2 separate regions of the Homo sapiens genome follow, and region 2 is linked to region 1. The links are chromatin contacts, found by Hi-C or POLR2A ChIA-PET in ENCODE. All regions are on one chromosome and are shown on one strand. The core of a region is the stretch at or near the end of the contact, and the rest is flanking DNA. Distances in the headings are between cores, read along the strand shown. Region 1 has its middle 38 kb from the start of PAX5. Region 2 overlaps ZCCHC7 (zinc finger CCHC-type containing 7).

The links. A loop is a pair of places that touch in the nucleus more often than their neighbours do. ChIA-PET counts read pairs that join two places held with the same protein, here RNA polymerase II (POLR2A). Pooled maps may share reads with other maps.
Region 2: POLR2A ChIA-PET joins it to region 1 with 12 read pairs in OCI-LY7. The contact joins two enhancer-like sites. A Hi-C loop is called at or near these places in 6 of 168 maps with a recorded cell type or tissue (CD4-positive, alpha-beta memory T cell, CD8-positive, alpha-beta T cell, GM12878 and 2 more) and 12 of 50 pooled maps. POLR2A ChIA-PET finds 5 or more read pairs at or near these places in 18 of 52 experiments (B cell, CD4-positive, alpha-beta T cell, CD4-positive, alpha-beta memory T cell and 14 more).

Annotation. Positions count from the first base shown.
Region 1 is chr9:37,068,773-37,076,515 of GRCh38, reverse strand. No RefSeq gene overlaps it. Among named protein-coding and RNA genes, the nearest start is that of PAX5, 38 kb to the right of the region's middle. Within about 2 kb of position 1,441, at least 3 of the 41 ENCODE cell types and tissues checked have a DNase peak (open chromatin) inside an H3K27ac peak, as active enhancers do; they include B cell and OCI-LY7, where a contact is called at or near this core.
Region 2 is chr9:37,137,947-37,145,689 of GRCh38, reverse strand. All of the region lies in intron 2 of ZCCHC7 (zinc finger CCHC-type containing 7), which reads right to left. Among named protein-coding and RNA genes, the nearest start is that of ZCCHC7, 21 kb to the right of the region's middle. Within about 2 kb of position 4,534, at least 2 of the 41 ENCODE cell types and tissues checked have a DNase peak (open chromatin) inside an H3K27ac peak, as active enhancers do; they include B cell and OCI-LY7, where a contact is called at or near this core.

The DNA of each region.
Region 1 (7,743 bases), core at 192-2,691:
TCCTTTGGATGGCATAAAAGGCACTTCATGAGCTGACATCTGCCTACCGTTGACACTGAATCCTGAGCAGTTGCCAGAACACACCATGCCCTCCCACACCTGTGCCTTTGCAGAGAACACTCCACTGCCTGTAAAGCCCTTCTCCCTGTCCTTCTAACATATACCCACTCACCCTACTCTGCGGCAGTTTTGGGTCTTCAGGGAAACTTTCCACCTCAGCCTCTCTCCACATACACAGCATTTCTCTTTCTAATTGAAGCTGTCTCTACTCCCCATTTCTCCTTTTTTTCTTTTCTTTTCTTTTCTTTTTTTTTTTTTTTTCGACACAGTATCTCACTCTGTCACTCAGGCTGGAGTGCAGTGGTGTAAACACAGCTCACTGGCACCTCAACCTCCTGGGCTCAAGAGATCTTCCCACCTGAGCCTCCCAGGAAGCTGGGACTACAGGCGTGCATCACCACACTGCACCTGGCTAATTTAAAACTATAAACATTTTGTAGAGATGGGATCTCGCCGTGTTAACCAGGCTGGTCTTGAATTCCTGTCTCAAGCAGTCCTCCCGCCTCAGTGTGAACCACAGTGCCCAGCCCCTACTTCTTGAAATCATGGGTGACAGCATGCACAAATATCCTGAAGTCTTTCTTACAGAGTATTTTCTAAAGAGACCAACATTTATTTGAGAAGGGAAGCACCTGTTCTTCCCACGGCAGTGGTAGTAGGACAACAATGCGCAGCTGAATTGGGATGAGGGGCCAGGACAAAGCAGAAATCTGCTGCAGAGAGCAGGAAAGATATTCTGTAGCAGGATCTGGGCAAGCGGCACTCATCCATATCCTTTGCATTGCAAAGAGAGGAGCTACCTCCTTCCTTTTTATTTTCCAGTTTATTGGTGGCTCCTAGAACCTCTGAGAACTAACTGATTTTGACCTCTTAACAGTTGCCTTTCAACTACCATTCATTTACTGCAAGCCTACTGTGTAACAGGCCCTTGCTAACCACTTCAGATATATTGTCTCTTGTCCAGCTTCAAGTGACTCTCTTAGGGAGGGATTAGCCTCACCTCACTAGTATGGAAATGGAGACTTGGAGTAATCAAGTGACTTGCTCTGAATTACACAGCTGGGAAGTGGTGAAGCTGGAATTCAACTCAAGTTATGTCTAGATCTAAAACTCATGCTCTTTTCTATGCTCAAAGCTGCATATCAAAACTGAACTTTAGCATGGAGTCTATGATGACTGGCTCATGTCTCTCCACCCAGCACCTAGCCCAAGGCCAAGCACAGAGAAGGCTCACAGTGGACACTTTTGGAATGAGTAGATTTTTTATGGAATGGTTGGTAAATGAAGGCCTGGGCACGGTGTGAACAGTGTTGTGGGACAGCAGAGGAGGGGGTAGTGGCTGATTAGGGGACGTGGAGAAGCCTCTGCAGAGGAACAGAAATGAGTGAGGCCTGGAGAAATAAGTAGTCAGACAAAGACGGACAATTCAGCATTCTCACAGCAAAGACCACTAACAGGCAATTCACAGAACAGGAAACCCAAAGGCCGTGAATAGGTGCTCTGCATCACTAACAGTCAGAAAAATGCAAATTATCTCATGCACAGTAGATGAGAATACAAACTGGAAAAGTGTGTTAGGAGAGCTATTTAATAGCATCTATCACAATTATAAATGAGGTATGTTCTTAAATGTGTGTACAAACATTGTGATAGAAAAAATGGAAATATTCATTAGTAGGGAACAAACTAAACAAGAACACATTTATACCATTTAAAAATATTATGCCACGTTTGGCTGGGCACAGTGGCTCACACCTGTAATCCTAACACTTTGGGAGGCTGAGGAGGGCAGATTGCCTGAGCCCAGGAGTTTGAGACAAGCCTGGGCAACATAGCCAGAGGCAGTCTCTAGGGGAAAAAAAAAAATATATATATATATATATGTGTATATATATATATATATATATATATATATGCACACACATATGTGGCATATGTATATATATGTATATATATGTATATATATGTGTGTGTATATATATATACACATATGTGGCATATATATACATATATATATGCCATTTTTAAAAGAATAAAGGGAATCTGCATGCACTGACATGGAAAGATTGCCAAAGACGTACACTTAAATGAAAAAAGGTAAATTGCAGAGCAGTAAGGATATAGTGTTCTCATTTTATTATGTTTTTAAAGGGTACAAGTGTGCCTGTGTATAGATATGTGTGTATATAAGTGCATAGACAAAATACTAGATGAATACCAATCGTTAACAGTGGTTATTTACCTCTTAGGAGGGGAGTAGGAATGGAGGAGATTGAAGAATGACTTTCACTTTAAAAAGTGAGATGTGATTCATTGAGAAAAACAGCACATTACTTCTATGGCATTCACATCAAAAGTGCGTAACTTGAATATAACCATGAGGTACACTCTAAAAATACTGGACTTATCTCTTCAAAACTGTCAGTGGCAGGAAATGCAAAGAAAGACCGAGGAACTGTACCGCATTAAAGGAACAATTGGCAACATCCAGATCTAGGTTAGAGGACAGTACTGCATTAACATTATTTCCCCAATTTTTATATTTACATTGTGGTTATGTAAGAGAATGTCTTGGTTTTATTTTTCAGGTCGAGCACACTGAACTACCTGGAGTAAAGGGGCATCATGTCTGAAACTGATGCTTAAGTGGCTCAGAAAAAAAATTCTGGGAGCTAGAGGGAGAGAGAGACAGAGGAGTGTGGTAAAAAGTTAACATTTTGGGGATCTGCGTAAAGGTATATGAGGATTCTTTGTACAGATTTTGCAATTTTTCTCCAAATGTGAAATTATGTCAAAATATAAAATTAAAAGACAAAATTAAAAGAATGAATGAGAGTTTGCTAGGTAGAGAAGCAGGGGGATCTTCTGGCAAAGGAACAGGATAAGCAAAAGCATCACAAGTGTGCGAGTCTTCTGTGTTGACAAACAAGCCCTGACTCTGAATATCCAGGACTAGCATGGTGTGGGGAGACGGGGATTAGACGTATGATGAGCAGCATAACCCACAAATGGACACATTTCCCTGCTACCTAAGATTGGAAGTAAAGACTTTAGGCCTACATTATACCCAGCCTCAAGAGTTGCAAGACATAACATGAGTTCTCATGGCGGCTCAGTCTTTGCATTGGCAGTGTCTCTTCATCCAGTGACTGTGTGGAACAATGGAAGCCCTAGAATCATGGCTGAAAGGGACATCTAGTCCAACTCTCTCATTTTGCAGAAGGGACAACTAAGATGCAAAATGAAGAGATTTGCAAGGCCCCAGCAAAGGTTAGTGTTAAAACTGGCCTGCAGGCCGGGTGTGGTGGCTCACACCTATAATCCCAGCACTTTGGGAGGCCTAGGAGGGTGGATCACCTGAGATCAGGAGTTTGAGACCAGCCTGCCCAACAAGGTGAAACCCTGTCTCTACTAAAAACACAAAAATTAGCCAGGTGTGGTGGCACACGCCTGTAATCCCAGCTACTGGGGAGGCTAAGGCAGGAGAATCGCTTGAACCCAGGAGGTGGAGGTTGCAGTGAGCCGAGATTGTGCCACTGCACTCCAGCCTGGGCAACAAGATCGAAACTCCGTCTCAAAAGAAAAAACTGGCCTACATTTCACAATCCATCACTCTTTCTATTTGCACCAACGTCTAAATGATAAGGGAGAAGAAATAGAAGGCTAGCAAGGGAAGTGACTGAATGTTAAAGTTTGGATGTTTTTTATTTGCACAAACTTAGTGTCTGTACAATTTTAAAAGTAAACAATATAGATACCAATGTTATTGTAGAAACTGTTGTCACTTAAGCCAATAGCTTCCAACTGGTAAGTGATATTCAATTCAGGCTCCTAGGTCTGAAGCAGCAATCAAGGTGATTCTCAGGAATTCTCAATGACATTGGTACCCATCTGGATTTGTTGAAAAGTTTAACATCCTTTTGTATTATTCATGATTTTGCAGTTCTTCAAATTGCAAAGTGATGGAGAGAGCACACAATTTTCAACCAGCCTATGAAATCGTTCTTGAAAATGTGGAAATTCATAGAGATGGCTTTTAATTTTTCTTGGAGACCGCCTTTCCTTATGAAATAATGAAATTTAAAAATATATATTATAAATTAAACTACATACATGATAATATTCTCATTACAATAAAATCCTAGGGATAAGGAACTAGTATTGCAAGGGCACCATTCCCGTTTTTTATTATTATTCCTAGTTGGAATTTTATTCCTCAAGGCTTAGCTCTAAGTGACTATATAATGAATACTGACTGGCAAAACTATTGGGATTCTAATTTAAGAATCATCAGATTCTGCACAAGAAATCTTGAAGCATGTCATCAGTAACATGTGGAGAAGCTGCCTAAAAAGGCATGCCTTTCTTTTAAATGTCCATGAGCCCTGGATCCACAGATTATGAGACATGAAGGATCACGCATGCTCAAACAGGGCTTATTTAGGTGTCATCTATAGAGGGGCTGCTCTCTTCAGCTGCCCGTCCCGGACCCGGGAATTATGTCTACAGTTTTCAGTTTCGACATGTCTTTGCGGCAATGCTACCATGAATTATTTTACTTGGGACTTTAGATTAACCACAAAAGAAACTAATTGAAAATAACTAAGATCATTCTGTCATGTGAGCCACAGTTGACTACAGTCAACTTAAGCACAATTATATATGATAAACTATAGACGTGATACTTTGTGTTTCAACCATTATTATCCATTGTTTCTTACTCAACTGGTGAAACCATTAGCAATATGGGGCTTTAAAAGGACTGTCTCTGTGATATCCTCTTCCTCTGCCTCCCTTCGGGATCTGATATTCTTCTATGGTTGACTGACGAGTCTGCATATGGGTGTTGTATTTCTTATATCACACCTATTAATTGCAGAAGTTTCTGTCTCCCTATCCCCAATACCTCAAACTTCCTGTTTCCTGTACAGTCTTCAACAACTCTATCTGCATGGCTCTAGCAATCCCTGTTCTTACTTGCTATGGACAGATCTGTTAAAATCCTGGAACTGCCACACAGTTTCTTCAGAATGTTTGATGTCTCCCTCCAGAGAATGGCTTTTTTCTCATTGTGCTATGCCGTTGCTCTCAGAACTTACCCCCTGGAACTTTCTCTTTTCTGTGCCTACGCTCAGCTGCGTGGAAATAGTGAGAGAGGTTTTATTATCATCTATGTTGGTTTCTTGGCACAGAGAGAATCTACCTATCTGAATATTAGCCAAAGAAAGCTCCAGACTGGTAAGAAAGCTCAGTTAGTGAACGGCCGGGCAGGGTGGCTCATACCTGTAATCCCAGCAATTTGGGAGGCCGAGGCAGGAGGATCCCTTGAGCCCAGGAGTTTGAGATCAGCCTGGGCAATATGGCAAATCCTCATCTCTACCAAAAAATACAAAACATTAGCTGGGCCTGCTCATGGGCACTTGTATTCCCATCTACTTGGGTGGCTGAGGCAGGAGAATCACCTGAGCCCAGGAAGTCCAGGCTGCAGTAAGCTATGATCATGCCACTGCACTCCAGCCTGGGCAACAGAGTGAGACCCTGTCTCAAAAATAAAAGAAAGAAGGAAAGAAAACCAGTGCAGGCCAGGCATGGTGGCTCACTTGTGGGAGGCTGAGCCAGGAGGATTGCTTAAGGCCAAGAGATTGAGACTAGCCTCATAAACATAGGGACCATGTCTCTACAAAAAAGTATTCAAACAAATAAATAAATAAATAAATAAATAAAACAAATGCAAAATTGTATCTTAGATAAATGCTATATATGAGAGGCTCTGTGAGAAACTACAATGGAGATATTGACTTATTCAGGAAGGTTAGAGAAGGCTTCTACAAAGTCGGGACATGATATCTGAAGGATAAGTAGGAATAAACTGAAAGAAGCATCAAGGGTAAAGTATTTCAGGCAGAGGAAACAGCAGGTGCAAAGGTCCTGGAGCAAATCAATAGAGACTGAAATGTCACTGGGGCTGGAGACGAGAGTAGAGGGGAGTAGGAGCACTGGAGGGCCTGGCGACATAAGGAGGGGCCAGACTGTGGGGCTTTGAATGCATGCGAGAAATTTTGATTTCTAGCCGAGGAGCGATGGGAAAACAGTGTTAGAACAACAACAAAAGAAATGTACACTCATACACTGTTGGTAGGAGGGTAAATTGATGAAGTCTTTTAGAAGAAGAATTTGGCTGTACTGAATCAAAATACGATTTTGATAAAATGTTAATCAAATGACACAATGACCTTTGACCCAGCAAATCCATTCTAGGAATCTTTCCTAAGTAGACACTACTACATAAGTATAGATAGATATAGATATAGATATATGTACACATGCACAAATATATTCATTGTGGCAATAGTAAAAAAAAAATCAGAAACAAATTAAATGTCCATCAATCAGGAATAGATTAAATAACATGTGGCACAACCATAATGGAAAACTTACATGTTTCTCAATTTATTTGAGACCATTTTTGCTTCAGCTATTTTGAAGTTGTTATTAAAAACATACACTTACATGGATGAATCATTTTTCGTTAAGAAAAGTCCTTCTTTATCTTTGTAATACTGTCTTCTTGACATCTACTTTATCTGATATTAGTATAGTCTCTGCAGCCTTTGTAACTATTTGCATAGTACATTGTTTTTGATCCTTTTACTTTCAACTTGTCTTTACATAAAGTGCATGTCACATAGACAGAATATAGTTCTGCATTTCTTTCTTTCTTTCTTTCTTTCTTTCTTTCTTTCTTTTTTTTTTTTTTTGAGACAGAGTCTCCCTCTGTCGCCTGCCCAGGCTGGAGTGCAGTGGTGCAATCTCGGCTCACTGGAACCTCCAGCTCCCAGGTTCTAGTGATTCTCCTGCCTCAGCCTCCTGTGTAACTGGTACTGCAGGCACCTGCCACCACACCCAGCTAATTTTTGTATTTTTAGTAGAGACGGGGTTTTGCCATGTTGGCCAGGCTGGTCTCGAACTCCTGACCTCAGGTGATCTGCCTGCCTCTGCCTCCCAGAGTGCTGGGATTACAGGTGTTAGCCACTGCACGCAGCTTTTTTTTTTTTTTTTTTTTTTTGAGATGGAGTCTCACTCTGTCGCCAGGCTGGAGTGCAGTGGCGCAGTCTTGGCTCACTGCAACCTCTGCCTCCCGGGTTCAAGCAATTCTCCTATCTCAGCCTCCCAAGTGGCTGGGAGTACAGACATGTGCCACCACACCCAGCTAATTTTTGTATTTTCAGTAGAGTTGGGGTTTCACCATTTTGGCCAGGATGGTCTCGATCTCTTGGCCTTGTGATCTGCCCGCCTCAGCCTCCCAAAGTGCTGCGCTTACAGGCGTGAGCCACCGCGCCCAGCTATTTTTTTTTTTTTTTAAAGAGACAGGGTCTTGTCCATTGCCTAGACTGGAGTGCAGTTGCAAAATCATAACTCACTGTAACCTTTAACTCCTGGGCTCAAGCAGTCCTCTTACCTCAGCGTCCCGAGTAGCTGGGACTACAGGCATACCCCACCACCCCCAGCTAATTTTTAAATTTTCTGTAGAGACTAGGTCTTGCTAGGTTGCCCACACTAGTCTTAAACTTCTGGCGTCAAGTGATCCCCCACTTCCTTAGCCTCCCTAAGCGCTGGGATTACAGGCAGGAACCACGGAGCCCTGCCCCATTAATCATTTAAAAGTGTACAGTTCAGCAGCAT
Region 2 (7,743 bases), core at 3,285-5,784, 66 kb before region 1:
TAAAAGTTGGGTATGCTCCTATTTTCTGAACTCAAGCAAGTTTGCATTTTTACTTATTTATAATAGCATAAAGAATCAACTTTTAGGCTGCCTCCTTTTCAATTAAGGCTTGTTTACACCTGACAACTATCTTTATCCCAGAACTCTAATGTTCTGCTTTTAATAGCTCAATCTATGTTTCTATCCTAGAAACTGAAAAGGTTTTTTAATTTTGGAGCTTTTTGGTATGTGCCCCTTCTGAACGATAATTACATATTCACAGCAAACTAAATACAATCTTAAGAAGTATGTACAAGAATCTGAAGTAGACTTCTAGAAACATAAAAGTATTATTTGATATAATAAAGACAGTCTGTTTTTCAGATTAAAAAAATACAACAGGAAAAGGAAAATTTTAAACAATTTACTTAATTTTGCCAATTTTCAACATGGTCCCTTTTTTAATCAAGGTCTACATATTTGAAAAGTTGACTATTAAAATTCTTAATGAATTTAAAAGTACTGCTGTTAAAACTTCCCTTTAGCCCATTCAGCCCCTTAACTAATCAAACAAAGAAACAAATATTACAAGACGAAGGCTGACAAAAAATCATAATGAACCTCTCAGATGAGAAACTAATTGGTACTAAGTACACAATGGCTTACATTTAATCCTGTTAATAACCACACAAAAAAAGAAATGAAAGACTCACTTTTCAGTCATCTCTCTGGACCACTGGGCTAAAATAACAGCATGACTAAATCTGACATTGACCCCGTGGCCCTGCTAGGAGTTAAAAGAATTCCTTTGAGTCTTCTGAGGCCTGTTTTCAACTGCTCCAGAAGGGGTGGGCTAGGCATACACACTTGTTAGCCTTCTTTACAGTAACAGGTCAAATTAGAAATGGTCATATACACTGTAATATACACTAGCTCTTACTTTAGACTTGAAGTCTGTACCTTACAACAAAAGTACAAGAAAGAACAATAAAATAGTAACACCTGGATGATAGAATGTCATAGATGGATCATATATAACTGGAAAGGTGAGAACGTATCAAGGCAGTAACACATTCCTGAAAGGAAATTTATAAAACAATAAGAATATTATCTAAATCAACAAGACTGAAATTGAGACAAAGTACCAAGATGGATCACTAAACTTTAAAAAAGAAAAATATCATGTATAAATTTTTCTAGATTTATCACAAAAGAGTTTTCAGCAAGCTTACTAAATTAAAATACATTAAATTATTTTGTGAAGTTTTGCAAGCTTTTGTGACATGAACCCACAAATAACATATGATGTTAGGATGATATAAATCTGCCTGAAAGCAGTTACTTGTTCCCTTTCATCCCTTTTCAAAATACAACTTATGATTTTCAACAAAGAAGATATTAGCATTCACACCTTCCTCTGTAACTAGTGATTGAAAATAATTATGGATATGGATTTACTATACTTGACCAGATTTCTCTCATTCTTGTATTAGTACTTTTAAATTAAGTATATTTTCTTAAATAAAATAAAATGCTAGGCCTTACTCTTATTTCACAAAGTCTAATCACTGAAAATGTAAGTAAGCCAATCACTAGCATATTTTATGTATTTCCCTTAAGTTCTTTCAATTTAAAGTATGGCTCCCGTTAATTTACGTCAACATTTAAAATTAAAAAGTCTAAATTTTCTGAATACTGAAAGCCAACAGATGTCCTTACAAGAAATAAAATTATTACACACCAAGGATATTTTAATTCTAAACTGTCTGCCGCAAAATATCAAAATTAATTTCACATAATTTAATTTCTGTACTCATAATCCTTTTATAATTTTTAGTTTACATATTAATAAAATCAAAATATCATAATCAAAAAATTACTTCACTGAACACATAACTTAATTGAACATTAGCAATCAGCCTCGAGGCACTCTTTTCTTAATTTGTAAGGGCTTAAATTTAGGATAAAAATAAGAGTTAAAATTTTAATATTTATCATAACAAAATTTTGTGAAATCTGTCAAATTTGAAGTAATCTCTTAGAAAAAAAGAGTTCAAGCACTCTACGTTTTGAAAATCTGTAATGGCATAGATATTTCCACCTGTTAGGTGGCGGCATTTTGGGTAGGGGGTTTTCTTTCCCAATTCTCATTCTGTTCTCACCTCCTATTTTCTTTCATACACAGAATATTATTTTTCAGGAACTACGAACTATCTACTAGAACACCGAGACATAAAGGCAATCAGCAATATGAGAATTACAAAATATTTCACAAACAAATCCCAATTTAAAACTCTAATGCAGAGCCTACTTTTCTGAACAGAAAACGCTAAAGCTAAAACAGTTTCCACGCAACACAATGTAATTTTACCATCATTGGCTTACCTTCATAGCATTTTTTGGCCTAAAAAAATCATGAATAAAAGTATTTCGATCATACTTCAATAGTTACCATACAGGTTTAGCCATTCAGTTTTAAAAGAATCTTCCACCCACTGCCAAAAGAAAAAAGGAAGAGGAAGAACAAAAAAGAAATCCTACAAAACGAGAGTTTCAAATAAAGACTGGAAAAGGCATCAAGCAATCATGACCTTTAAAAAAAAAATTGTCTGACAATTGTCTGTGAAGTTTTTTTAACAGCATAAAAGCACTTCACCAGTTTCTTCTTTCCTTAATAAATTTCAAGTTCGGCTCTACAGTGTTCTCCTAGTAAGGCCACACACAATAAAACCCAGGCACTGAGCTTTAAGAATTAATAACATTTTCCACGAACATTTGCTAGTAAAACATGCTAACAGAATTAATTCCTTGTTATTTTTAAAGCTGTATACTTCTGTTGGACCACTTTTATATCACAGGTTATACCTTGATTTGATGTGCTGAATACTAGAAATATATTTTAGGTTATTCAAGTTTCTCAATAATTACATATGAATATCAATTATAAAATTACAATACACCTTTTAAAATACTTTAAAAGGAGGAATAGTTTTACAAACTCATGAAGCCTATATAACTATAATCAAAGACTAGAAATTCAAAAGATTATTTTAATTGGCATGGACAAACAACAGCTAATTAGACTATCAGGATACATTTTCTTCTTAGTTTGAAACTCACTGATTTAAAAGAAATTGCTTTTTGAGAAGTCATTTGATAGAAATCAAAATGTGAAGCACAGTAACTAGAAAATAATAGCAAAAATAAAGAAAACAAAATTCAATGATGCTATTTATTTCTTGGTAATTACAAATTCTATAAATCAGTTTCATATTCTAAGAGCACTACATCCACAAGAAAAAACCTGTAATTAACAGACACAGAAAGAAGGCTTGCCCTTACCCCAATTCCCAAAGTCCTTAACAGATATGCAGAAAGAGCATTTTAGACACCTCACAACCATGAGGTACAATCAAAGGAAAAAAATCTAAAATTATTAATTATCAAAATTACTCTTTTCCCTATGTATCAACATTACAAGGTTTTTTTTAGCCTATTTACAGTATATCATAACATCATTTTTCCTGATTAGGAAATTATTAGAATTTTTTAAATGGTAAAAAGGATCTCTTTATTATTTTATGTTAATTTAGCAAATACAAAATTCAGTTAAATGTTACTGTATGACACCAGCCTCACAAAACAACTGTAAAACAGAAGTAGCTTTGATCACAATAATTTGATATTTTAAAGCCTGTGAATATTAATGAAAAAATATTTTGGGGAGATGTTGGGAACAGAGACCTCTACTTTTGACTTCTAACAATAACTAAATTGCCATAGCACTTCAAGGACTTAAATTCAGCAGTACAAAGTTATGTTATAAAACAAAATTCCTCACATTTGAAAGTATGCAAGTTTTGCCAAGAAAAAGCAAACTCTTAAGATCTGGTCAAAGTAAAAATGTGTCCACCGTCAAAGGCATGTTCATATGCTTATTTGAATATATACACACTGTGGACCACAAAATTGAATGTAAGAGAAATCACATTATCAGATTACAACAGATTTCTTGTAAACAACTACTTAATATACAATAATATTTAAATTAAAGATTTATAACAGTACCACTTACTGTTAATTAGTATTTCTAGTATTAACTTGGTTACACTATAAAATAACATTTTTATTCCAACAGTAAAGTGACCATGAATACAAATTTTCAGGATTAATAATTTCCCATCAATTTCATGCATAACACTAACATATCTTTTCAGCTTCTCAATGGCTCAAAAATTAAATTGCTTCTGTTATTAAGAAAACAAAACCAAGAACAAAATTAGTTTTCCCCTGCTAGTCCCCATGGATCTAAGTACCACACAATAATTCTTTCCAATCTGCAAAACAAAGAACACACAAATAGATGGGCTAAGGAAGAAAGATCAAAACAAAGAAACAAATTTAAAAAAAAAAATTCCCCTTTTTCTTTAGCAATCAACAAAATAACAAAAAAGAAAAAGTGGAAAAGTCACCAAGAATATATGACCATGTAAGCATGGGCACTCTTGCAGAAAACCAAGTCTGCAACCGAAAGCCATGGGAAATTTAAATTAGAGCAAACGGCCACAATAGGCAGAGAATCTGTATGGATAAAAAGGGACTGCTGAGGTTGCAGGTATACTACTAAAGATCTTTTGAGATTTCCAAACAAATTTTATTAGTTTTAATAAATTCTAAAAATAAGAAATAAGTATGCGCATTATACTATAAGCATTAAATTTTTTTCCTTTTAATCAAAATACACATGTATGTGATATATCTAAAAGAAGAGGAAGAAAAGATTCTCTTTGCTTAATACTGCTTTAGAAATTTGCTTCACAAACCTATCTCCTTCTATGTTTAAATAATCTTAACGGAATTTAAAAATTTAACACAATGAAGGCCCTTCACTGCTGATGTTAACCTAACTGGTGGCACAATCACAGAGTTGAATTGCAATCGACTTGAACTCCTCTGACTACCGGGTACATAATTATACACCAAAGTCAGTTTAACTAACCAACATGGTTTGAAAATTAGATGACCTGTGGTACAACACTTACGTTTCTTCTGTTAGATCTGATAATAAAACCTCCCAAACTGAATCATCTCAAACAGAAAAATAAAGGGATTAATACAACTTTAAAATGTCATGGCATCAAGAACACAAATATTCCACAACCAAGTAAGTACCTGATGGATCTCTACCACTCACCTATCCAGAAACTTTTAAATTGAATATTTTGAATGTTTAAAAGTATTTCATACACAGAAGAACCAATAATACCAGGCTAAAATATGATTATACAACACATTTACAGCAATATTTAAGTTATATTTATTCTCCCACAAAATTTGTATCATTTTTTAAGCAAACCAAAAGGGCTGAGGTGTTGAATGAAGAGCAAAATACTCAATTATATGGGAGTAAGGATGTCTTTCAAGTTCTTATCAGAACAACGAATTTTTATTAGCTATTAAAATCCTCCTTAAAAGTAGGAAGTAATGCTATTTCTAAATAAAACCATTGACAAAAGTTCATTTGTGTTAAATCAGACCATTTAATACTAAAAACTGGCTAGTACAGGATTAAGGACTAACTTACAGGATTGATTGTGGTTGCACATCTTCTCTTTAAAGAAAATCTCCTTTCTTTAGTTAAATGTATATGTATGTCATATTCTTCCAAATCCTGAATTCCTCACCTGGCTTTTTTAAAGCATAATTTGTATTACATTAGCAATATCATATTACCAGTCATAACCAGTCTATTTCCTATCTTAAGAATTCTCATTAACTACCAATATAGAAAAAGTATTGAAAAGTTTTCAAGAGTTGGAGCTTTCCCTCCCTATGATAGATAATTCTGTTGCAAGCACTATTTAGTTACAAAACAAATATGACTTAAGGGAACTGCCAATAAAAATATTTTCCCTTAATAAATACCTCTTAAGCTACTTAACATCCATTCTTTCACACTGAGGTGGTTATAAGTTAATTGTATATTTAAGCAAAAGCGAGGGAGGGGAAGTACAAATGATTTTCACTATCACAGATTTATGCTGTCTTCCCTTAAAACGTGTTTGCAAAACACGAGATTAAGAACAGATGCTCTCAAGTCCACAATAAACTAATTTTCAAAACTGACAAAAGTTGGAATTCTAAGGTAAGAATTTGTTATAGAAATAAAAGCTATACATTTAGCAGACAAGATCCACTTTAAAATAATTATTACATTTAGAATCCAAATCTACACAACAGAAATAATTTTTATCTCTAGAATTACATCTCCATCCAGAACCAATGCTGTTAGATCAAGATTCAAACTAAAAAGCAAGTCATACTCCTTTAAGTATTCTTAAGCATATGATTTAAAAAGAAAATGTGACATAATACATGGTGGATGCCCAATTAAAATATTTATTTCTTAACTATTTGCACAATCAACAAATATCTGGCAAGTAACTCAAAATGCCAAAAGTTAACCATGCCAGTATCTTTAATTTATAACAAAACAAAGATAAATAATAATGAAGAGATTTAAAACGTTAGGCTGAAAACTTCCATGAAGTCCATACTTTTGCTTCATTAATAAGTCTTAACCACCAAGGAAGCATTTATAAGAGATTATTACTTTGAAATTAAATTTAGTAAAGTCTTAAAAACAGGATCTCCTACTTACAGAATATGAATTATCTGAACAGCCTCTACTCTAAGAAGGGGAAATAATGATTAAATGTTCTCCATTCTATATTTCTTTGGAAAAAAGTTTTACTGTCTAATCATATGTAGCTCACATCAAATTTACTTTCTGACCATAAAAATATACTGTCTATATAAATCATACTTATCTTCTTAGATAAGTGATCACTATATGCAATAATTATTTTTATAATAAACAAAAGCTACAAGAAAATTATATATAAACACTCTTCACTTAAAAAGACATCAGGATTCAAGCTCTTCTGACAAGGAAGAAAATGTTGCCCATCTAATTTTATGCTTTTCCATTCTAAAAAAAAAAAAAAAAAATACAAACCTGTAGATAAGGTGAGTGACATTTTAATGGCAACTAAACTAAGTCATTAGTTCAATAAATACATATCATGGTATTTCTGTTTAAGCAGTTTCCAATGAATTTAGTATATCTTACATGAAGATCAAATCAGTTACTAGAAGAAATGTATTTTTTTAAAGTAAAATTTAATTCTCTCCCTGGGTACTTAACATTGTTGAAAAGAAAACTGTAAATGAATTTAGATTAAAAGTCATAAATTAACTTTGGAAGACTGCCTCCCTATGTTGCTGATCTACAGTGAAATCACAGAAATTAGTGATATACAATATCAACATTCCAAAATGTTATTAAAATCCAACCCAAAGCTGCATGGGATTTCTGGGGTTTCTAATGAGATTTTCATTCTGCTGAACAATGGCCATAAAAAGCTTTCTTCAAACCTCGCTCCATTCACAAGTAAAGCTGAAACTGAACATTTTTATTTCTTCTCTCCCTATGACAACTTCACCATGGAACAGTGAATAACACAGCTCAAGTCATTATGCTAATTAGAAATTAAATAAAAAGATGCCCTAACAATAGTTAAGTGTAAGGTGACATGCTACAACTAAAGACACAGTTCAAAAGCAGCTTTAGGAACTGTGCAGTACAGGCTTACAAAAGCTGAAAACATCAGAGAGGGAGCTCCTTGATGCTCCTGGTGACTGGAATTCTAGCATGTGGCCATTTTTCAGTTATAAGGCAGAAATTAAACTATACATTAATGA